Regions from separate parts of the Homo sapiens genome. Here regions 2 and 3 are each linked to region 1. The links are chromatin loops, found by intact Hi-C in ENCODE. Cell type or tissue: PC-3. All regions are shown on one strand. Region 1 overlaps LOC105372284 (a long non-coding RNA gene). Region 2 has its middle 120 kb from the start of CACNA1A. Region 3 has its middle 91 kb from the start of CACNA1A.

Region 1 (8,000 bases):
ACAGGGAACTGTCTCCTGCAGATGCAGAGAGGGGACTTGCGGCACCAGAGGGACTGCTACAGTGAGGCGGTGATAAAACAGCCCATTAGGCCGGGCACGGTGGCTCACGCCTGTCATCCCAGCACTTTGGGAGGCCAAGGCGGGCGGATCACCTGAGGTCAGGAGTTCGAGACCAGCCTGGTCAACATGGTGAAACCCCATTTCTACTAAAAATACAAAAATTAGCCGGGGGTGGTAGTGCATGCCTGTAATCCCAGCTACTCCAGAGACTGAAGAAGGAGAATTGCTTGAACCTGGGAGGTGGAGGCTGCAGTGAGCTGAGATCACACCGTTGCACTCCAGCCTGGGTGAGAGAGCGAGACTCCATCTCAAAACAACAACAAGAACAAAAACAAAACCCTGGCCCATCAGCCCACAGGGCTATTGTCAGGATTAAGTGCATTAATGCAGTGCTTGGTACGTAGCAACTGTTCAGTGGGTGTTAGCCAGTTCTACAAGATTTCCAACAGCTGGCGATATCATTCTGAGACTATCAAGTCGCTCACCACTCCAGCTTGCCTGGTGATAGTACCTTTATTTCTTGGCATTTCCCAAGACTCGGGAAATTCAGCAGGCCTGCTGGCACTGAGACCAAATATTCTATGTCCCTCAAGAAATATTTCATAAATAGGACAGGGCAGGGTGGCTCATGCCTGTAATCTCAACACTTTGGGAGGCCAAGGGGGGAGGATCGCTCGAGCCCAGGCGTATGAGACCAGCCTGGGCAACATAGCGAAACCCTGTCTCTGAAAAAAAAAAAAAAATTAGCCAGGCGTGAGGGCACACAACTGTGGTCCCAGCAACTTGGGAGGCTGAGGCAGGAGGATCACTTGAGCCTGGGAGGTAGAGGCTGCAGTGAACTATGATTGCACCACTGCACTCCAGCCTGGGTGGCAGAGTGAGATCTTTTCTCAAAAAAAGGAGAGAAATATTTCTTTTTTTTTTTTTTTTGAGACAGAGTCTAGCTCTGTTGCCAGGCTGGGGTGCAGTGGCGTGATCTCGGCTCACTGCAACCTCCCCCTCCCAGGTTCAAGCGATTCCCCTGCCTCAGCCTCCCGAGTAGCTGGGACTATAGGTGTGTGCCACCATGCCCAGCTAATTTTTGTATTTTTAGTAGAGATGGGGTTTCACCATGTTGGCCAGGATAGTCTCGAACTCCTGACCTCATGATCCACCTGCCTCGGCCTCCCAAAGTGCTGGGATTACAGGCTTGAGCCACCACGCCCGGCTGAGAAATATTTCATAAGTCATAGAACTAAGGAAAGTATAATAACTGAAGTTCGAGAACTGAGGTACACCCTCCAGCTTCCTCATGACCATCACAATCCACTTCGCCTCATGGGGCAGTCTATTCTCCACACTGCAGCCAGAGGGAGCCTTTGTTTTTCCTTTTTAGCAAAACTTTTCAAATTTGTATATCAGTTTTTTTCTTTTTTAAATTGAGCCAGGCAGGGTGGCTGTTTTCTGTAATTTCAACACTTTGGGAGGCCAAGGCGGTAGGATCACCTGAGACTAGGAGTTCGATACCAGCCTGGAAAACACAGTGAGACCTCGTCTCTACAAAAAAATACAAAATATTAGCTGGGAGTGGAGGTGCGTGCCTGTAATCCTGGCTGCTCGGGAGGCTGAGGTGGGAGGATGGCTTGGGCCCAGGAGTTTGAGGCTGTTGTGAGCCGAGATCATGCTACTGCACTCCAGCCTGGGTGACAGAGAGAGACTCTGTCTCAATAAACAAACAAAGTTGAACTGAAATTCACAAAACATAAAATTAAGTTTTAGGTTGGGCGCGGTGGCTCACGCCTGTAATCTCAGCACTGTGGGAGGCTGAGGTGGGCGGATCACCTGAGGTCAGGAGTTCGAGACCAGCCTGGCCAATATGGTGAAACCCTGTCTCTACTAAAAATACAAAAAATTAGCTGGGCGTAGTGGCGGGTGCCTGTAATCCCAGCTACTTGGGAGGCTGAGGCAGGACTGGGCAAGAAGAGCAAAACTCCATCTCAAAAAAAAAGAAAAAGTTTAAAAAGAACAGTTCAGTGGCAGTACATTTGCAATGTTATGCAACCGCCACAACATTTAAAAACAAAAAACCACACACACACACACAAAATGAGACAAGTTCTCACTATGGTGCCTAGGCTGATCTCAAATTCTTGGGCTCCAGTGATCCTCCCGCCTTGGCCTCCCAAGTAGCTGAGATCACAGGCGGCTAACCACCTCTATTTAGTTTCAGAATATTTTCATTATCCCCAAAGGAAACCTGTTGTTGGTAAACTTGTGTTGAAGGCCATAGCCAGAACCCCTATAGTATGGGGGTTTCTGGGGAGGTGTTCTACGCATGGTTTTGTAGGGGCATCCTTTGCTGTGCCCTCATATTATTCTACTTTGCTTTCCTCCTCTTCCCATTTAGGCCTGAGCTGGGTAAACAATTAATTGAATCGCTCATCGATTTGTTCATGGATGGTCATTTATTTTGTGTCAGGCATTAGACCAGATGGTAAGGCTACCAGGATGGAATCACTTGCCCTTGCACTTAAGGTAGTTTCATTTGATAGAAGAGGGAAAAAAGAAGGCTGGGCGTGGTGGCTCACGTCTGTAATCCTAGCACTTTGGGAGGCCGAGGCGGGTGGATCACCTGAGGTCAGGAGTTCGAGACCAGCCTGGCCAACATGGTGAAACCCTATCTGTACCAAAAATACAAAAATTAGCTGGGTGTGGTGGTACATGCCTGTAATCTCAACTACTCAGGAGGCTGAGGCTGGGGAATTGCTTGAACTTGGGAGGCGGAGGCTGCAGTGAGCTGAGATAGTGCCACCGCACTCCAGCCTGGGCGACAGAGTGAGACTCCGTCTCAAAAAAATAAAAAAGGTTGTCGGCTGTGTTGTCTAGGCTGGTCTCGAACTCCTGGACTCAAGTAATTTTTATGCTTTGGCTTCCCAAAGGTGAAAGGCAAAGTAATCCTTGCCTGCTATGGTTACAGGCACGATCCACGGTGCCCGGCCATATTCCATGTTTGATAGCAGAGTAGAATGACTATACTTAAAAAAATGTATTGTACTTAGGTGACAGATACCCTGGATACCCTAAATACCCTGATTTAATCACTATGCATTATATACACATAAAAAATGTCTCAGTACACCATAATTTGCACAAATAAAAAAAGTATTCCTTCTCAGCCAGACACGGTGGCTCACGCCTGTAACCCCAGCACTTTGGGAGGCCGGAGGGGCGGATCACTTGAGGTCAGGAGTTGGAAACCAGCCCGGCCAACATGGTGAAACCCTGTCGCTACTAAAAATACCTGTCACGAGTAAAAATACAAAAATTAGCCAGGTGTGGTGGCACGTGCTTGTAGTCCCAGCTACTTGGGAGGCTGAGGCATTAGAATTGCTTGAACCTGGGAGGCGGAGGTTGCAGTGAGCCCAGATCGCACCACTGCACTCCAGCCTGCATGACAGTGAGAGACTTAGGTGATGGATACCCTAAATACCCTGATTTAATCACTATGCATTATATACATGTAAAACATTTCTCATGTACACCATAACTTGCAGAAAGAAAAAAAGTATTCCTCCTGTCTAACTGCAACTTACACTCTTAGACAAAAATCTCTCCACTTCCCACCACTCCCCATTCAGCCCCTGGTAATCATCATTCTTCTCTCTGCATCTTTGAGTTCAACTTTTTTAGATCTCATAGAGGAGTGAGAGCATGTGGAATTGGTCTTTCTGTGCCTGGCTTTTGCATTTAGCATAACATCCTTCAGCATTTCGCTTGCATGCTAATGTTGGCCTCGGTGCCTGGAATTCCATTGACAGATGCATGCTTGTGTCTGACAAGCTTCTCCCCAGAGAGCGCTTAGAGCTGCTCTCCCGATCTGAGGCATGATGCCCACGGGAGGGCACAAGAGCTCCGTCATTACATCTAGGTTTTAGGCGTTGCCTCAAGAGGAGCCTTTTATTTATTTATTTTTGAGACAGAGTTTTGCTCTGTTGCCCAGGCTGGAAGTGCAGTGGCACAATCTCGGCTCACTGCAACCTCCACCTCCCGGGTTCAAGCAATTCTTCTGCCTCAGCCTCCCGAACAGCCGGGACTTCAGGTGTGTACCACCATGTCCGGCTAATTATTTTTATTTTTTGTAGAGATGAGGTCTTGCTATGCTGCCCAGGCTGGCCTTGAACTCCTGGCCTCAAGTAATCCTCCCCACCTTGGTCTCCCAAAGTGTTGGGATTACAGGCGTGAGCCACCACACCTGATCCCACCTGGATTTTTTTAGAGGATAAATTGTATGTTTAGTCTTTGCCTTAGAATGGATACAGGTGGGACTGGCTGGCTCTCTAGGCATTCACTCATGTAAGGATGTTTTCCCATGGGTTTTCATGTCCTTAGCAACTTTGTTCTCTTTAATGTCTTCAATAGCCCCACTCATGAGTTGGGAGGACAGAAATTAGGCAGAGATAAAGGGGAACACATTGATTTGCTTTCTCTGTAAATTTTAATTAACACAGAAACTATTTTTAGAAAAATCACTAAACCAATCACTTCTCCAATTACTTCTCCTTTTGCCCTGAAAGTAGTTAACGATGGGAAATGGCTTTCCCCTAAGTCTCAATTCTTTTTTTCCTCCGCCTCTGTTTCACTCTGTTATTCTTGGGCTGTCTGCTTTTATTTGACATCATGTCCACTCCTGGTCTTTCCAAGTGTTCTCTTTTTTTTTTTTTCCTTTTTCTGAGATGGAGTTTCGCCCTGTCCCCCAGGCTGGAGTGCAGTGGTGTGATCTTGGCTCACTGCAACCTCCGCCTCCTGGGTTCAAGCAATTCTCCTGCCTCAGCCTCCTGAGTAGCTAGGATTACAAGCGTGCACCACCATGCCTGGCTAATTTTTGTATTTTTAGTAGAGATGGGATTTCACCATGTTGGCCAGGCTGGTCTTGAACTCCTGACCTTGTGATCTGCCTGCCTCGGCCTCCCAAAGTGCTGGGATTACAGGCGTGAGCCACTGCGCCCAGCCCCAAGTGTTCTCTTCGATTGCGTCTTCATTTTGCTTTTCTGATAGTTTATTTGGAAAATGGTTTCAGGAAGCAGTAACAGGGATATTGGAAGAGGCAGACAGGTTAGGAGGAAAAGCCAATGAAGAGTGCATTATTGAGCTACTCCTGCAAGTAAATGGTGCAGAAAAAAAGTCAGAATAGTCCCCCAAGCGGATGAGGGTGGGGAGTGACACATTCATTTATTGACTCTGCACTGGTTGAGCGTTACCTCCTCGGGGCTTTATCTCTTCCTAACTTCTGGCAGCATCTGCACGCAGACAGCCTTCAATAGCTGCAAAAAAGCTCCGAGGCAGAAAAATGAGTTGCTGTGGCTGATACTTGAGGTGGGAGGCAGTCTGGGTGCATGGAACTTCTGCCACTTCTACAGGCGTTAGCCACCTCACCCGGCCCAGGGCAGGGATTTTTGCCTGTTGTGTTTACTGCTTGCTACATTCCCATTGCCTTAGACAAAATCTGAGGACTTAAAACAATAAATCCTAAAGAAATGCTTGATGGATCCTAACTGCTAATGCTTTAGTTCAGGTCTTTGTGACTCATCTGGATGCTGTCGAAGAGACAGAGCTGGACACCGGTTAAAAGTGGTAAAGACAGTTTTATTCGGTACTATTGTAATAGGGGAAAAGAGACTTCAGCAGAGAAATGAGCTCAGTTTCCAAAACAGCAAAGACAGATTGGCATTTACAGCCGATGAGCAGAGTGAAGGGTTTAGTGGGTGAAAAATGACTAAGAGGAAACATCAAGCATAGGGGGATTCTTTTTTATTTTTAATAGAGACAGGGTCTTACTATGTTGCCCAGGCTGCTCTTGAACTCCTGGCCTCCAGCAATCTTCCTGCTTTTCCCTCCTAAAGTGTTGGGATTACAGGCATGAGCCACTGCACTCGGCAGATAGGGGGATTCTTGCCAAACCATTGTTGTAGACAATGTTTGTGTCTCCTTCAAATTCATGTTTTTGGTTTTTTTTTTTTTAATTTTATGGAGTCTCGCCCTGTTGCCCAGGCTGGAGTGCAGTGGCATGATTCTCAGCTTACTGCAACTTCCGCTTTCCGGGTTCAAGTGATTCTCCTGCCTCAGCCTCCCAAGTAGCTGGAATTACAGGCCCATGTCACCACGCCTAGCTAATTTTTGTAGTTTTAGTAGAGACAGGTTTTTGCCATGTTGGCCAGGCTGGTCTTGGACTCTTGACCTCAGGTGATCCACCTGCCGTGGCCTCCCAAAATGCTGAGATTACAGGCGTGAGCTACTGTGCCAGGCCCAAATTCATGTATTGAAACCTAATCCTCAATGTGATGGTGTTGGAGGCAGGGCCTTTGGGAGGTGATAAAGTTATGGGACTGGAGCCCTCAGGAATGGGATTAATGCCTCTATCAAACAGATCCCAGAGAGGTCCCTCAACCCTTCCACCATGTGGGGGCACAATGAAAAAATGGTCATCTATGAACCAAGAAGCAGATTCTCAGCAGGCACTGAATGCGCTGGTGCCTTGCTCTTGGACTTCCCAGCCACTAGAATTGTGGGAAATGAATTTCTGTTGCTTTTAAGCCACTCAATCTATGTTATTTTGTTAGAGTAGCCCAAATGGATTAAGATGCTAACTTAAGGATTCTTGCTGAAGGCTGGCCAGGGTGATAAAATATTAAGGATTGGGGTATAATTTAGCAGGATTCTTTGCCAAGACTGACAGAAGCAGGCTAAGGACAGGATCCAAGAATGATGCCTAGTTGAAAAGAGGAGTCATGGGTGGCTCATGCCTGCAGTCCTAGCACTTGGGGAGGCTAGTGTGAAGCTTGCTTGAGCCCTAGGAGTTCAAGACCAGCCTGGGAAAAATAGAGAGACCCCCATCTCTACCAAAAATAAAAATAAAAATAAAAAAATTAGGCGGGCATAGTAGTGCATGCCTGTGGTCCCAGCTACTCAAGAGGCTGAGCCAAGAGGATCGCTTCAGCTCTGGTGGTCGAGGTTACAGTGAGCGCTGTGATCACTGCTGCACTCTAGCCTGGGTGACAGAGTGAGACCTTGTTTCCCAAAAAAAAAGAAAGAAAGAAAAAGAGAGTCTTTATCAATGCTTTCATGGCCTCTTTTTTTTTTTTTTTTTTTTTTTGAGACAAGGTCTCACTTTGTTGCCCAGGCTGGAGTGCAGTGGCACGATCTCACCTCACTGCAACCTCTGCCTCTCAGGTTCAAGCAATTCTCCTGCCTCAGCCTCCCAAGTAGCTGGGACTACAAGTGTGCACCACCACACCCAGATAATTTTTGTATTTTTTTTTTTTTGAGACGGAGTCTCGCTCTGTTGCCCAGGCTGGAGTGCACTGGCGTGATCTCAGCTCACTGCAAGCTCTGCCTCCCGGGTTCACACCATTCTCCTGCCTCACCCTTCCGAGTAGCTGGGACTACAGGCGCCCGCCATCATGCCCGGCTATTTTTTTTTGTATTTTTAGTAGCGACGGGGTTTCACCGTGTTAGCCAGGATGGTCTCAATCTCCTGACCTCGTGATCCACCCGCCTTGGCCTCCCAAAGTGCTGGGATTACAGGCACCCGCCACCACGCCCGGCTAGTTTTTTCTGTATTTTTAGTAGAGTTGGGGTTTCACCATGTTGGCCAGGCTTGTCTCAAACTCCTGACCTCAAGTGGTCTGCCTGCCTCAACCCTCGAAAGTGCTAGTATTATAGGTGTGAGCCACAGTGCCCGGCCCTTTCATGGCCTCTTAACTGGAATTTTTGCATCATATCTCTCTTCCAATCCTCCACATACTACAGATGGATCTTCCTGAGGTGCAAATCTAATCAGATCATCTCCCTCTTTAGACAGGCTTGAATCAGATCTGGACTACATCTTCATTCTCATTTTTTGACACAAGTCATGCTCACTGTATGGGCCAGCCACACTGAACTATGGGCTATGTCGTTCATGC
Region 2 (8,000 bases), 97 kb after region 1:
CTCGTCTCTACTAAAAATACAAAAATTAGCCGGGCATGGGGGAGGGCGCCTGTAATCCCAGCTACTCGGGAGGCTGAGGCAGGAGAATTGCTTGAACCCAGGAGGCGGAGGTTGCATTGAGCTAAGATTGCCCCACTGCACTCCAGCCTGGGCGACAGAGCAAGACTCTGTCTCAAAAATAAATAAATAAGTAAATAAATAAATAATAAAATAAAATGCAATTCCATAGCACATTCACGATGTTGTGAAAACCATCACCTTTATCTAGTTCCAGAACATTTTCATGACCCCGAAAGGAAACCCCATCCCTGACAGCAATCACTCCACATTCCCTCTCCACCTGCCCCTGCCAATCACTCACCTGATTTCCATCTCTATGGATCTGCCTACTCTGGACAATTTGCATAAATGGAATCCTACACCATGTGGTCTTTTGTGTCTGCCTTCTTTCACTCAACATCATGTTTTTGGGGTTCATCCACGTTGCAGCACGGATCAGTGCTTCATTCCGTTTCATGGCTGAATAATATTCCATTGCATAGCTATGCCATATTTTATTTATGTGGTGCTGTTTCCTGGAGTTTTTAAAAAAGCAAATCCAGGTATCATATCACCTTATCCATAAATACTTCCATATGCATCTCTAACAGACAAACACTTTTAAAGAACACCATAACCAAATACCACCAACAGTCCTTACAAAACTCACATGAATTCTTTAAAATCCCCTGACACCCAGTCAGGTTCGATTTTCCCCACCTGTCTAAATGCTGCTTTGTTCTTAATGAGGTAGATTCTCCCCATTTTGGCTCAGCCTTGGGAAAAATACGGAGATTCTCTGTGCCCTTGATGCTGCTGCTGCTTCTTCTTTTTTTTTTTTTTTTTTTAAATGAGACAGAGTTTCTCTCTTGTTGCCCAGGTTGGAGTGCAATGGCACAATCTCAGCTAACTGCAGCCTCCGCCTCCCAGGTTCAAGCGATTCTCCTGCCTCAGCCTCCTGAGTAGCTGGGATTACAGGCACCTGGCTAATTTTTGTATTTTTAGTAGAGACAGGGTTTTGCCATGTTGGCCAAGCTGGTCTCAAACTCCTGACCTCAGGTGATCCACCCGCCTTGGCCTCCCAAAGTGTTGGGATTACGGGCATGAGCCACCGCACCGGCCTCTTGATGCTTCTTATAGGAAAAACAAAACCCCTATCTTTAACAGGAGGCCCCTTTGAAAAGAGACATGGGATTACCCTAGTTTTGAGAGCATAAGTCTACACAGATTGCAAACAAACTTACCAAGTTGTAATGGATTGGTGTTTTGCATGAAAGGACTCAACTTTCCTTTTCCTGCCTTTCTTCTTTAATAATACAACCCCTCTGCCTAAGGGAGGAGATCAGGGTACTGGGAAGCTGTTTCCAGAATGAACACGACAGACTCAGAGAGGAGGCTAGCAGCTGTCCTCTAATTATCATTTTTCTAAGAGCATAAATAATTTAGGTTGCAATGTGGCGGAGTGGAGATGGTTAAATTATAACACGATTCCATATCCCTGCTGCCTGATGCCTATTCTACACGCCCCCTCCCCGGACCCCCGACAGGAACCAGTGGAAGAGAGAGAATACTCTTCTTACCACCGTTCCTCTGCTCTTTAAGGGAAGCCCGAACGGGGGGAAAAAGTCTCCTTTTTGAGACAACAGTTTTGCCCTGTGCTGGGAGGTCCCAGTGCGGTGTTAAGGGGCATAGAGAAGAGAGCAAGAAATCGTGAATTATTTTTCCCCCTGAGGAGCAGTGGCCTGGCTTGTTCTCAGCTTCTGCCTTGCCTGGATTGATCTCCCCAGGCTGGGTCCCCGTGTAGCACTTAGCTAAAGATGATCAGCAGCTGAGAACGATCGGTCCTCCTTTCCCTCCTCCCAGCATCAGGGAAACCTCCTCCTCCTCTTTTTTTTTTTCCCTTGGCAGCTGATACAGCAACCCCGTTCAGTGTCTGCTTTTGTGGGGAGCCCTCTGCTCAGAAAACTGCTCTTCTTGGCACCCACTTTTCTCCCTCCTGTCTCTGGGCCACCCTTCTTCTTTCCACTGGGTGGGCCATGGATGCATGGACTTCAGATAGCTCGGACCCCTGGGTGCTGACGAGATGGGACCCTCGGGACCCCTGGAGGACTCGCAGTGCTGACCACTAGCCGCGTCGCCTGAGCCCCAGCGCTGATGCGATACAGGTGAGTGGGGCTTCTGAGAGCGGGGGACGCTGGAGGCAAAGTCCTGCAGGGAGTTTAATCTTTCTTTCCTTGCTGCAAATTACCTCCATCTGCAAAGGTAGAAATACAAAGATCTTCCCCTGCTCCCTCTATGAAGAGTTTTTCTTTGCGGGCGGGCAGCTTATTTCCAGATTTCACTTGCTTCTGCCTTAAGAACCTCTTCCCTTTTCTGAACAGTTTCTCTTGCTGGGAAGAAGGGGGGCAGACTCTTCATTTCCAGCGTATTCCTGTTTCTTTCTTAAAAATCCATTTTCATTCAATTGCCCTTGGCAACCCCCCTCCCAGCAACCGATGTCTTTGCCATCTGCCCTGAACATGTGACGTTTTCCCAAGAATGAGAATTTCTGACCTAAGTCAAATTCTACTTTTTTATATCTTCCCCACCCCCCCTCATTCAAGTCCACATTTTAAGTCTCGTGCTGCTTTGAACAAGTGACAACATTTAGAATTATGAAATATCCCCTCACCGCTCCCCACCCCCCAATTGCCCATGGCTTTGGGGACCCCGAACAAAAGTTCCCGACGCCTGTGTGCCTGGGCCTTGTTTGCTGTGATCGACGCGGCGTGAATGTGTTGGGAAAAGAGAGATAAATGGCAGATGGAGTTTAGGCTGTTGGGAATAATTACATCGTCTTAGGAAACCACTTCTTCCTTTTAATATTTAATATTCTTCCCTCTCTTGCCCCACTTGAAGGAAAAGCAGAGAAAGAGCTGGACACCCCCTCTAAGCCATTCCCCCCTTGCCCCTTCCGCCTTTTTTCTTTAATTTTGAACCGAGTTGTCTGGGTGGCTTTTGTTTCTCAATAAGTGGGAAAAACTGGCAGCAGAATTCCTCTTCTCCCCTCTCCTTCCTTTGAAGCTAACAGCTTCGTACAACAGACGCTGCTGGGGACGGCAGGGCATGGGGATCATGTTGATTGCTCCAGGCTCCTTCCTTAGAGGCTCCTGAGAGACTGACCCAGGAGAAGGAGCCAATTTAGAATGTCAACAGGAGGTCAGAGCACCTTCCCAGAGGCTGAACCAACAAGAGGGAAGCTTCTCTCTCTCCTCCTTCTCCTCAAAGCCCTAGGTGCTGTGGAGGAATATTCTCTAGGTATCCCTGGCTCAGGGCTCCTGTCCTGTTCAGAGACAGTGACTCTAGGGCAGCCTTGCCGTGTCCTGCACCTGCTCTTTCAGGGATAGCCTTCAGTTGCTTGCAGGGATCTCAGGTGCTTACAGCTGACACAGACCTCCCCTTACCCATGTGACCCCTAGTCCATCCTCAACACCCCAATACCAGGCTGCAGGAAGTCTCCCCAACTACAGAAGTCTAAGAGGCTGAGTTTATCCCTGTGTGGATACTCCATTTTCCTCCAAGACACAGAGATCTCAGGAGATGTATCAAGATGTCACTCGGTGGCCGGGCGCAGTGACTCATGCCTGTAATCCCAGCAGTTTGGGAGGCCGAGGTGGACGGATCACTTGAGGTCAGGAGACCGAGACCATCCTGGCTAACATGGTGAAACCCCATCTCTACTAAAAATGCAAAACATTTGCCGGGCGTGGTGGCAGGCGCATGTAGTCCCAGTTACTCAGGAGACTGAGGCAGGAGAATTGCTTGAACCCGGGAGGCGGAGGTGGCAGTGAGCCGAGATCATGCCATCACACTCCAGCTGGGGCGACAGAGCGAGACTCCGTCTCAAAAAAAAAAAAAAAAGTCACTCGGTGCAAATGCCACTTTCCCTCCACATAAGATGGGTTCAATTCAATGCAGCCTCCCCAAAAAGAAAACAGAAGATCATTACAGGGGTCAGGAGGGAGAGGGTGGATTTGACACTGAGTGAAATTACTGAGCAAATGACCTGTAAAACTCGTGGACATCAAAAGCTCTGGCAGAGGGTTTCATTTATTATTATTATTATTTAAAATGTTAGGGCATAGGACCAGAGGGCCCTCTGGGCCCAGGGCAAATGAGGGAGCTTCTATTCCAGGATCCTTCAACCCTAGCTGTCTCCACAGTGACAGACAGACGAACGCTCTGGGTAAGCATTTTCCACCCCCTTATAGGCCAAGTTTGTCCAGTGGACGAGGGAGGACTGACTTAGCCTCCGGGGAAGAAATCCTCCCCTCAAAGTGCAGGTCTTGGCCAGTCCCAGGCTCCACTCAGCCCTGCTGAGTTAGAATCTGCATTTGAACTTGAGGCTGGGTGAGTCATGAGCCAGTCAGCATCTGAGAAGCCCTGGAGGCCACATACTCATTGGCGTGTGACCCAGGGGAGCCACTCAGCCCTCTGTGCCTCAGTGCCCCCTGCTGACTGCAAGGATGACGATGGCGTCTGTGTCTTAGCATTGCTGAGAAGCCCAGCCACAGGTGATACCCAGTGGCAGGCACCTAGTACGTGCTCACTAAATGTTGGCTACTTTCAAATTACTCTCCAGAGCATGTGTTTGATTTATTTTTATTTTTTATTTATTTATTTTTGAGACAGAGTCTTATTCTGTCACCTAGGCCGGAGTGCAGTGGTGCAATCTTGACTTACTGCAACCTCCGTCTCCTAGGTTCAAGCCATTCTTCTGCCTCAACTTTCCAAGTAGCTGGGATTACAGGCACCCGCCACCATGCCTGGCTAATTTTTGTATTTTTAGCAGAGACGGGGTTTCACCATCTTGGCCAGGCTGGTCTTGAACTCCTGACCTCGGGTGATCCACCCACCTCGGCCTCCCAAAGTGCTTGGATTACAGGTGTGAGCTAACACACCCAGCCAATTTCTTTTTAAATTATGGTAAAAAAACACATAGAGCATACCATTTTAACTATTTGATTGATTGACTGATTGATTGAGACAGGGTCTCACTCAACGCCCAGGCTGGAGTGCAGTAGCCCGATCTCGGCTCACTATAACCTCAACCTCCAGGGCTCAGGTGATCCTCCCACATCAGCCTCTCGAGTAGCTGGTACCACAGGCGTGCGCCACCACACTCAGCTAATTTTTTATGTATTTTTGTAGAGATGAGGTTTTGCCGTGTTGCCCAGGCTGGTCTTGAACTCCTGGGCTCAAGCAATCCACCCGCCTCAGCCTCCCAAAGTACTGGGATTACAGGCGTGAGCCACCATGCCCGGTCTCTGATTTCTTTTTTAGTTCACATTTCTTTCTTCTTCCTGTACCACTTGTCTTACCCTCCATGAAATCGTCCTGGTCAGACATGAGTAACAGAACCCTACTAGTTAGTATGGACCCTACTAACTCATACATTAATTCTTAGCTACCAACACCAAAATCTTGAAGATGGTAGGCAGACACCATCTTCAAACATCTTTTTTCAGGACTCAACTCAAGGGCTACTCACTTTTTTTCCCCAAAGGGACTACAACTTTTGGTGTACAGTTATTTTTCTCTCCAGCAAAACCAACACTACATTTTCTTTTGACCCCCCAAGGGGAGGCAGGTTTTGTTTTGTTTTTGAGACGGAGTCTCGCTCTGTTGCCCAGGCTGGAGTACAGTGGCGTGAACTCGGCTCACTGCAACCTCCACCTCCTGAATTCAAGTGATTCTCCTGCCTCAGCCTCCTGAGTAGCTGAGTACAGGTGCATGCCACCACACCCAGCTCATTTTTTATATTTTTGGTAGAGACAGGGTTTCATCATGTTGGCCAGGCTGGTCTCGGACTCCTGACCTCAGGTGATCCGCCTGCCTTGGCCTCCCAAAGTATTGGGATTATAGGCGTGAGTTATGGTGCCTGGCCGGGAGGCAGTTTTTAGGTGATTTCTCTAGAGTCTTAAGATCCCAAGATGAATGATAATTGGATCACAGTGGTACACAGTTGGTAGTTAATAAATATTTGTTGAACAAACAAAGCATATCAGAATTCAAAATGACCACTGAGGGCTGGGCACGGTGGCTCACGCCTGTAATCCCAGAGCTTTGGGAGGCCAAGGTGGGAGGATTGCTTGAGTTTGGGAGTTTAAAACTAGCCTGGGCAACAGAGCAAGATCTCGTTTCTATAAAAAATTTTAAAATTAGCCAGGCATGGTGGCCAATGTCTGTGGTCCCAGCTCTCGGGAGGCTGAGGTGGGAGGATCGCTTGAGCCCAGGAGTTAGAGGTTGCAGGGAGTTCTGATTGTGTCACTGCACCCCAGCCTGGGCAACAGAGCAAGACCCTGTATCTAAAAAAAAAAAAAGCCAGAAAATGACCTCCATAATGAATTATTGCTTTAACATGTTAATATGTTGATGACACACACAGACACTGTCTGGCCAAAGAGGCAGGATAAATGAGGGACATGGTGAAACACCTACCAGTTGCTCAATATTGAGGAGTCAAGAATACCTAATCAGGAAAAAAATTCAAGGAGATAGAATAAAAGCAACATTACCCACCCACTCCTGCCCAAGAATGACTTAAGAGAACAGATGCATGGTTTAGTTTGTGGGAGAAACATTAGAGAAATACAGTCCCTGTGGGAGGAGTTTTATTTTTTTCCTGGTACTCTGTACTGTTTCCTTTTAGTTCTCCAATGCTGATGAAGTCAAGCAAGTTTGTGAGAGAGACAGAGAGAGAGAGAGAGAGAGAGAGAGAGAAGGTGGACAGGGGATGACACATGGTGCTAAGTGTCCAGGTATTTGGTTCAGTTTCAGTATTGACCTGATGCCACTGGTTTTGCCTTGCTTGGACAAGAGGAATAATTGATCCACCTTCTTCCTTCCTTCCTTCCCTTCCTTCCCTTCCTTCCCTTCCTTCCTTCCTTCCTTCCTTCCTTCCTTCCTTTCTTCCGTCCCTCCCTCCCTCCCTTCCTTCCCTCCCTCCCTTCCCTCCCTCCCTCCCTTCTCCTTCCTCCCTCCCTTCTCCTTCCTCCCTCCCTCCTTTCCTTCCTACCTTCCTACCTTCCTTCCTTCCTTCTTTCCTTCCTTCCTTCCTTCCTTCCTTCCTTCCTTCCGTCCCTCCCTCCCTCCCTCCCTTCCTTCCCTCCCTCCCTTCTCCTTCCTCCCTCCCTCCTTTCCTTCCTTCCTTCCTTCTTTCCTTTCTTTTTATTTCTTTCTTTCATCCTTCCCTCCTCCTTCTCTCTCTTTCTTCCATCTTTCTTTCTTCTTCCCTCCTTCCTTCTCTCTCTCTCTCTCTCTCTCTCTCTGTCTCTGTCTTTCTTTGTCTGGCTCTGTCACCCAGGCTGGAATGCAATGGCTTGATCATAGCTCACTGCAGCCTCAACCTCCAGGGCTCAAGTGAACCTTCTACTTCGGTCTCCCTCGTAGCTGGGACTACAGGTGTGTACCACTGCACCTGGCTAATTTATTATTTTGTTGTTGTTGTTGAGATAGGGGGTCTCCCTATGTCGCCCAGGCTGGTCTTAAACTCCTGGCCTCAAGCAATCCTCTGGCTTCAGCCTCCCAAATTGCTGGGATTACAGAGGTGAGCCACCGCACCTGGCAATCTGCCTTTCAGCAATTATTTATTGAGTTCTTCCTGTTGGCCAGGCACTGTGCTAGGCTTTGAGGATTCAACAGAGAATGAAACTATCATTGTAAACACAGTAATAACAGTAGCAAACACTCATATTGGGGCTTACCATGTGTGGGACACTGTCCTGGGCATGCTGCATAGAATTAAGTTATTTCATCCTCACAATGACACTGTGAAGGATGTGTTTTTATTATCCCCATTTTACAGATGAGGAAACTGGCCCAGAGAGGTGGAGCGATTTACCCAAGGTCACATAGCAGGAGGCAGCTGATCCTGAATCCAAGCCCAAGCAGTCTGGTTGCAAAGATGGGGATATTTCTCT
Region 3 (8,000 bases), 120 kb after region 1:
TTGTCACCCAGGCTAGAGTGCAGTGGCACAATCTTGGCTCACTGCAACCTCTGCCTCCCAGTCTCAAGTGATCCTCCCACCTCAGCCTCCCAAGTAGTTAGAACTACAGGCATGCACCACCATGCCTGGCTAATTTTTGTATTTTTAGTAGAGATGGGGTCTCACTATGTTGCCCAGGCTGGCCTCAAACTCCTAGGCTCAGGCAATCTGACCGCCAAAGTGCTAGGATTACAGGCATGAGCCACCACACCTGGTCCTTTGGCCCTTCCCAGCACTTTTCAACTCCTAATCTCTATATAATGTACCCACTTATTTTGTTCCTTGTCTGTCTCCCTCCTAGAATGCCTTCTCCATGAGGGTGGGGACATTTGCCAGTCTTATTCATGGCTGCGTCCCCAGGACCTAGCACAGGGCCAGGCACAAATTGGGTGGTCGCTCAGAGTTTGTTGAATGATTAAGTGATTGGAGATAAAAATCTTGGGGCTTCAAGGTCCTTTGGTGTGTTGAGTGTCCACCTGATAAATGTGTGAGTGGAGGAAACCCTGTCTCTTTTCTCTTTCCAAAAACCAGCTGTTGGCCAGGCACGGTGGCTCATGCCTGTAATCCCAGCACTTTGGGAGGCAGAGGCGGGCCGGTCACTTGAGATCAGGAGTTCAAGACCAGCTTGGCCAACATGGTGAAACATGAAACATGGTGAAACCCCGTCTCTACTAAAAATTCAAAAGTTAGCTGGGCGTGGTGGCGCACGCCTGTAGTCCCAGCTACTCAGGAGCATTGCTTGAACCCGGGAGGTGGAGGTTGCAGTGAGCCAAGATCACACCACAACTCCAGCCTGGGCAACAGAGTAAGACTCCATCTCAAACAAACAAACAAACAAACAAACCAAAGAGCCGTAACCTGGTGTGGTGGCGTGCACCTGTCATTCCAGCTACTCAAGAGGGAGGCTGAGGCAGGAGGATTGCTAGAGCCCAGCAGTTCCAGACCAGCCTGGGCAATATAGCAAGACCCCATCTCTAAAAAAAAATAAAAATGAAGTTAAAAAAACAGAGAACCTGGTGAGAAGCAGTGTGGCTGGACAGGTGGCCACTCACATGTGGATTTATTTATTTATTTATTTATTTTTTGGAGACAGAGTCTCACTGTCACCCAGGCTGGAGTGCAGTGGTGGGACCTCGGCTCACTGCAACCTCTGCCTCCTGGGTTCAAGCGATTCTCCTGCCTCAGCCTCCTGAGCAGCTGGGATTACAGGCATGTGGATTACAGGCATGGGCCATCATGCTCGGCTAAATTTTTGTATTTTTAGTAGAGACAGGGCTTCACCATGTTGGCCAGGCTGGTCTCGAACCCCTCACCTCAGGTGATCTGGCTACCTCTGCCTCCCAAAGTGCTAGGATTACCTGGGGGAGCCACTGCACCCAGCCTTCCACGTGCGTTTAAAACTGCCTCTTGAACTCACCCTTTCAGCTTTCCAGAGCTCACAGGACCAAGGGACTGAGGGAGAGCCAACCCCCAGGCCCATGGTGGCTCATTTTGCAGAAGGAGACATAGAGATGCTGAGAAATCCAGCATCCCGCCCTCTGTGGCCGGCACCTGGGAGGTGGAGCGAGTGCCCGCGGCACAGCCTCATAGTGTTTTGCTCCATGGGGCACATATGTTGCCGGGCAGCTCCTAAGAACTGGCTTTCTGGGCCCTGAGTTGCCAAGGAACTACTAAATCCCGGCCAGCCTGGGCTGGGGTGTATTTTGACTTTCTGCGAAGGAGGGTGGGGCGGCCTCTCCTTGTCTTCTGAGTTCCCTTCTCCTTGCCCTCTGTGAGCTCTGTCTGCCTCTCCCTCACACTGGCCCTCTCTGTCTCCTCTTTCTTCTTCTAGTTTCCCCCTCACTGTGCTGGAGGGAGAAGACCCTGGGATTTCTGAGCGAGGCCCGTGGATGTTGAAGTCTTCCTGGGTCCCCGACTCCATGCTCTCGCGCCCCAGTTACTATGACGCCCTGCACAACCGCAGCTCGGGGCACGCCCAGCGCCCTGCAGGACACTCGGCCTCCCCGGCTCAGCATCTGCTTCGAGGGCCCCCCTCTGAGGCGGCGGGGCGGCGTGGTGGATCACCGAGATGTCATCTTGGCCCACCAGGCCCACAAAATCCACAGCACCCCCCAGGCCAGGAGGAAAGAATGGGAGTGAGTATGCCTGGGTGGTGGTGATCGGGGGGCGGTGCGGCTGTACCGGGGATCCCTTGGGGGTTAGGATGTTTTTGGCGAGCTTTTTCGGGGAGCAAATTCATGCAGCTGGAACATATTGATAAGGCTGTGCTGGCTTCTGAAATCTCAAAATCCTTCCCTGCTAACTGATCAATACTGGTTGCCTTATGCCCCCCGGACACCCCCATCCGGCTCTGTGAATCCCTGAGCTGCCCCAGGCTGAGGCAACAGAGATTAACCATGGATGGGGCAGCCAGGACCAGGCTCCCAGGATTGTGAGTGTCCACTCTGATGGGTTGGCAAATCTTTCTTTCTTTCTTTCTGGTTTTTTTTTTTGTTTTTTTTTTTTGAGACTGAATCTTGCTCTGTCACCCAGGCTGGAGTGCAGTGGCCCAATCTCGGCTCACTGCAAAGTCCGCCTCCTGGGTTCAAGAGATTCTTCTGCCTCAGCCTCCCAAGTAGCTGGGACCACAGGCACACGCCACTATGCCTGGCTAATTTTTGTATTTTTAGTAGAGACGGGGTTTCATCATATTGGTCAGGCTGGTCTCAAACTCCTGACCTCAAATGATCCACCCGCCTTGGCCTCCCAAAGTGCTAGAATTACAGGCGTGAGCCACTGCGCTCAGCCAGCAAATATTTCTGTTGAGATGGCTGAGAAATGCTGCTTTCTGGGGAAAAACGTGGGAATCCCATTTCTACTTCCAGTGTTGAGTTGAAATCTGCGGGTTTCAGGGCTGAAGACAGAAGTGTGTGAAGGCAGAGAGGGACCTAGATAGGGCTGGGAGTACGTGGTGGCTTCAGTTGAGTCTGGTTCTGGGTCCCCCTTTCTCTTTGTCAGTGACCCCAAAAGTGGGTCTTCTGGTGGGAGACACTGGGGGTGGAACTGGCTCTGTCATGTAGTTGCTGCTGGGCAATGTTGGATGAATGGCTTTCCTGAGCTGGGGTCTTGGCTGTTCGAGGGTTGAAGGTGGTTTGTGTGAAGGTTCAGTCTCAGGCCGGCCCCTACGCATCCTTTTCCACACAGTGGGGGAGCTACTGGGTTTTTTCTTTCCTTCCTCCCTCCTTCCCTCCCTCCCTCCCTCCCTCCCTTCCTTCCTTCCCTCCCTCCCTCCCTCCCTTCCTTCCTTCCTCTTTCTTTCCCTCCCTCTCTCCTTTCCCTCTTTTCTTTCATTTCCTTTTAAGACAGTGTCTCTCTTCTCTCTCTCCTCCTTCCTTCCTTTTTTCCTTCTTTCCTTTCTTCCTTCCTTCCTTTCCTTCCTTCCTTCCTTTTTGACAGGGTCTCTCCTTCCTTCCTTTTCTTTTTTCCTTCCTTCCTTCTTTTCTTTTTTCCTTCCTTCCTTCCTCTCTCTTTCTTTCTTTCTTTTTATTTCTTTCTCTTTTCTTTCTTTCCTTTTGAGACAGGGTCCCTTCCCTTCCCTTCCCTCTCTTCTTTTCTCTTTCCCTTTCCCCTTCCCCTTTACTTTCCTTTTCCTCAAAAGTTTTTTTTTTTTTTTGGCAAAGGCACAGGCCTAGGGTGGATTCCTGAGCAGACATCAGGAGTGTGGGATGAGAATATAAATATTATTTTGATTGGAGCTGAGGCTGATATGGATACTAATCAATTTAGGGGACCCCAAAATTTACTCTCTTACCCTCTTGATGCTCCCGACCTGACCCTGTGGGAAGCACCCTTCACCAGACACCCACCCTGGCCCCATTTTTCCATTTGCAGGAGAGGAAGTGGGGTTATAAATGCCATTTGAGTTGGGAGGGTGCTGGTGAGGGAGTGTGTAAATACAGGGTGCAATGCAAACTGTTTTATTAAAATGAGCCTTTGCTCATTTTGAATCAAAGAACTTCAGGATGGGGCCAGGGTGGTGCAAGCTTGGCCCCGAGGTGGTTTCCTGAGGTTAGTCTGACATCTACTGGCGTGTTTGAGCATCATTTAGGAAGGCATGTTGTGACTTCCCCACCACCTGCCACAAAACTGGGTTCCTCTTAACCTCCCCTCCATCCACTCATCTGTCCACTCACCCACCCACCACCCACCCATTTAAACTTCTAATTGTGCATGCATCCATCCATCCATCCGTCCATCACCCATCCATCTTTCTACCCATCAATCCATTCATCCACCTCCCTGTTCTTTCTCCCATCCATCCATTTTCCAGCCATCCAACCAACTTCCCATTCACCCACCTGTCCACACATCTATCCATCCACCCAACCCACCCACCCACTCACCCATTCTTCCATTCACCCATTCATCCATCCATTCTTCCATCCATTCTTCCATTCATTCTTCCGTCCATCCACCCACCTATCATCTTATATACCAATCTGTCCATCCACCCATCCATCATTCCATAAATAACCAGGAAAAGCACCTATTCCCTTTAACGTCTGCCTTGGTTTCTAGAACCCATAAAAGTTTCTTTAATTTATTTTCATTTTTACAAATTTTAATTAATTAATTAATTTTGGAGGCAGGGTCTTGCTCTGTCACCCAGGCTGGAGTGCAGTGGCCCTATCACGGCTCACTGCAACCTCTGCCTCCTGGGTTCAAACGATCCTCCCACCTCAGCCTTGCAAGTAGCTGGGACTACAGGTGCATGACACCATGCCCAGCTAATTAAAAACAATTTTTTTTGGTAAAGATGGGATCTTGCTATGTTGCTCAGGTTGGTCTCGAACTCGTGGGCTCAAGCGACCCTCTTGCCTTGGCCTCCCAAATTGCTGGGATTACAGGCATGAGTCACCATGCCTGGCCCAAAGCGTCCTTATAGCCATGATCTCCAAACTTCTGAACTCCTACCCCAGCCAGCAAAACAATTTTTGAGCACACTCATAGCTGAAATGCGTAGCCACGGCCCATGCATTTTTAGTTATATATAATTTATAAAAATATTTTGCTAAATGTGTTATATGCACTGTAAAATACACATAAAAATAAAAACGTGAAAAGGATGAGACATCAACAAGATATATATATTTCCAAATGGCTTAATAGTTTGATTTAATAGTACAACACGCTTCTACCCTTATGTTTTAGAAGTTTGCCTTCGCTTTTTGAATACCGTGCTCTGTGAGAGCTTTTTATTCTGAAGATGTTCCAATACACTAAAAGTAGGAAAAAGAGGTCAGTGAGACTTTCGTATCCATTAAAATTTAATAATTATCAGGATTGTGCCAGACTCACATCATAAATCCATATCCTCTTTCTGAGATGTTTAAAAGTAAATCCCTGACCTTATGTGATTTTTGCAAACTTCAGACTACATCTCTAAAGCACACAGACACATCTTAATCACATCACACTGACAATATTAATCATGATTTTTATATCTAATTTCTGGTCCACATTCAGATTTCCTTGCTCATCTTTTTACAGTTGAGTTTTTTGAATCAAGAAGGCTTGTGTGTTGCATTTCATCGTTTCTCTCTCTTTTTATTGTGGTAAAATACACACAACGTAAAATTGACCATTTTAACCATTTTTAAGCATACAGTTCAGTGGCATTAAGTAGATTCGCATTGTTGTGCAACCGTCACCACCATCCATCTCCAGAACGTTTTGTTTGTTTTGAGACAGAGTCTCGCTCTGTCTTCCAGGCTGGAGTGCAGTGGCATGATCTTGGCTCACTGCAACCTCCATCTCACGGATTCAAGGGATTCTCCTGCCTCAGCCTCCCGAGTAGCTGGGATTATAGGCGCCTGCTACCACGCCCAGCTAATTTTTGTATTTTTAGTAGAGATGGGATTTGGCCATGTTGGACAGGCTGGTATCGAACTCCTGACCTCAAGTGGTCAGCCCCGCTCAGCTCCCAAAGTGCCAAGATTACAGGCATGAGCCACCATGCCCGGCTGATCTCCAGAACTTTTTCATCACTCCAAACTGAAACTCTGTCTCCATGAAACACTCACTCCCCAGCCCCTGGCACCCATCATTCCACTTTCTGTCTCATGAATCTGATGACTCTGGGGACCTCATATAAGTAGAAACATACAGCATTTGTCCTCTTGTGTCTAGCTTATTTCACTAAGCATAATGTCCTCCAGGTTTATCCATGTTGTAGCATGTGTCAGAATTTTCTTAGTTTTTAAAGCTGAATAATATTCCATTGTATGAATAGACCACATTTTGTCCGTCCATCTATCCATCCATCCATCCATCCATCCATCCATCCATCCATCCATCCACCCATCTATCCATCTATCCATCCATCCATCCATCCGTCCATCCATCCATCCATCCATCCACCCATCCATCCACCCACCCACATATCCATCCACCCACCCACATATCCATCCACCCACTCACCCATCCATCCACCCATCCACCCATCCATCCACCCATCCACCCATCCATCCATCCAGCCATCCACCCACATATCCATCCACCTACTCACCCATCCATCCATCCATCCATCCATCCATCCATCCATCCATCCACCCGTCCACCCATCCATCCACCCACCCATCCATCCATCCATCCACCCACCCATCCATCCATCCACCAACTCACCCATCCATCCACCCACCCATCCATCCATCCATCCATCCATCCATCCATCCATCCATCCATCCATCCATGAACACTTGGGTTGCTTCTATTTTCGGGCTATTGAGAATAATGCTACTATGAACATAGGTGTACAAATAACTCTTGGAGACCCTGCTTTCCATTCTTGGAGATATATTCCTAGAAGCAGGGTTGCTGGATCATATGATAATTCTATATTTAATTTTCTGGTAGTCATGTCTTCTATGTCTTACTTAGTCTACAGCAGTCTCTTTCTGATCCCCTATTTTCTACCCTATTGACTCTGAGAATAAACCAGATAAATCATCCTGTAGAATGTCTCCTATTATTATTATTGTTATTGTTATTATTATTTAGAGACAGGATCTTCCTCTGTTACCCAGGCTGGAGTCCAGTGGGGGCAATCATAGCTCAGCGAAGCCTTGAACCCCTGGGCTCATGTGATCCTCCCTTCTTAGCCTCCCCAGTAGCTAGGACTACAGGAGTGTACCACCACACCTGGCTAATTTTTTATTTTTGTAGAGACAAGTTCTCACTATGTTGCCCAGGCTGGTCTCAAACTCCTGGCCTCAAGTGATCCTCCTGTCTCAGCCTCCCAAATCACTGGGATTATACATGTAAGCTACTGCATCTCCTAAGCATCTTCCATTCTTCATTGCTGTTTGGAAGCTTTATTTTTATAACTGTGGTGGTTTTGTCCACCAGTAGGAACCCCACCCAGGCACGGTACATGCCACAGTGAGGCTTACGTGATTTCACCTCACCGATTGTCTTCATGAGAATTCTGAATGTTTTCTGGCCACCTTCTGATAGCGATTGAATTAGATCACCACCGTGATTACTTCTCATGACTGACAGACTTTGGTCTCTTTGCTCATTTCTGCTTCTGTTACTATCTTCTTCAATCCTCTTTCTCTCTCTCTCTCTTTTTTTTTTTTTTTTTTTTGAGACAGAGTCTTGCTTTGTCACCCAGACTGGAGTACAGTGGCGTGATCTCAGCTTACTGCAACCTCTGCCTCCCGGGTTCAAGTGATCCTTCTGCCTCAGCCTCCCAAGTAGCTGAGATTACAGGCACCTGCCACCACGCCCAGCTAATTTTGTATTTTTAGCAGAGACGGGGTTTCACCATGTTGGCTAGGCTGGTCTTGAACTCCTGGCCTCAAGTGATCCGCCCACCTTGGCCTCCCAATGTGTTGGGATTACAGGTGTGAGCCACTGCGTCCGGTCTCAATATTTGCTTTCTAGGCAGGAATCTTTTAAAGCCACGTGTCCACTTTATC

Evidence for each region. Peaks named below come from ENCODE experiments on the same cell type or tissue, not always from the same donor. Only the 100,000 strongest peaks of a DNase experiment are listed, where the experiment ranks them.
Region 2: it touches region 1 in a loop (6-fold over the local background); 7 of 110 quality-filtered maps call a loop at or near these places.
Region 3: a loop joins it to region 1, with 17 times the contacts of the local background. A loop is called at or near these places in 97 of 110 quality-filtered maps.

What each region holds. Positions count from the first base shown.
Region 1 is chr19:13,714,846-13,722,845 of GRCh38, reverse strand. LOC105372284 (a long non-coding RNA gene) reads left to right here. Exons shown (of 7, transcript XR_001754028.1): 2 at 5,607-5,670. Among named protein-coding and RNA genes, the nearest start is that of YJU2B, 29 kb to the left of the region's middle. In PC-3, CTCF peaks have their summits at 1,413, 3,929 (motif pointing right) and 5,247; DNase peaks (open chromatin) are centred at 1,395, 3,935 and 5,305; H3K4me3 peaks cover 797 bases; H3K27ac peaks cover 1,441 bases.
Region 2 is chr19:13,618,082-13,626,081 of GRCh38, reverse strand. No RefSeq gene overlaps it. Among named protein-coding and RNA genes, the nearest start is that of CACNA1A, 120 kb to the right of the region's middle. RefSeq lists an enhancer at 3,967-4,688. In PC-3, a CTCF peak has its summit at 4,546 (motif pointing left); a DNase peak (open chromatin) is centred at 4,441; H3K27ac peaks cover 591 bases; H3K27me3 peaks cover 178 bases.
Region 3 is chr19:13,593,927-13,601,926 of GRCh38, reverse strand. No RefSeq gene overlaps it. Among named protein-coding and RNA genes, the nearest start is that of CACNA1A, 91 kb to the right of the region's middle. RefSeq lists an enhancer at 3,938-4,232. In PC-3, a CTCF peak has its summit at 4,090 (motif pointing left); a DNase peak (open chromatin) is centred at 4,086.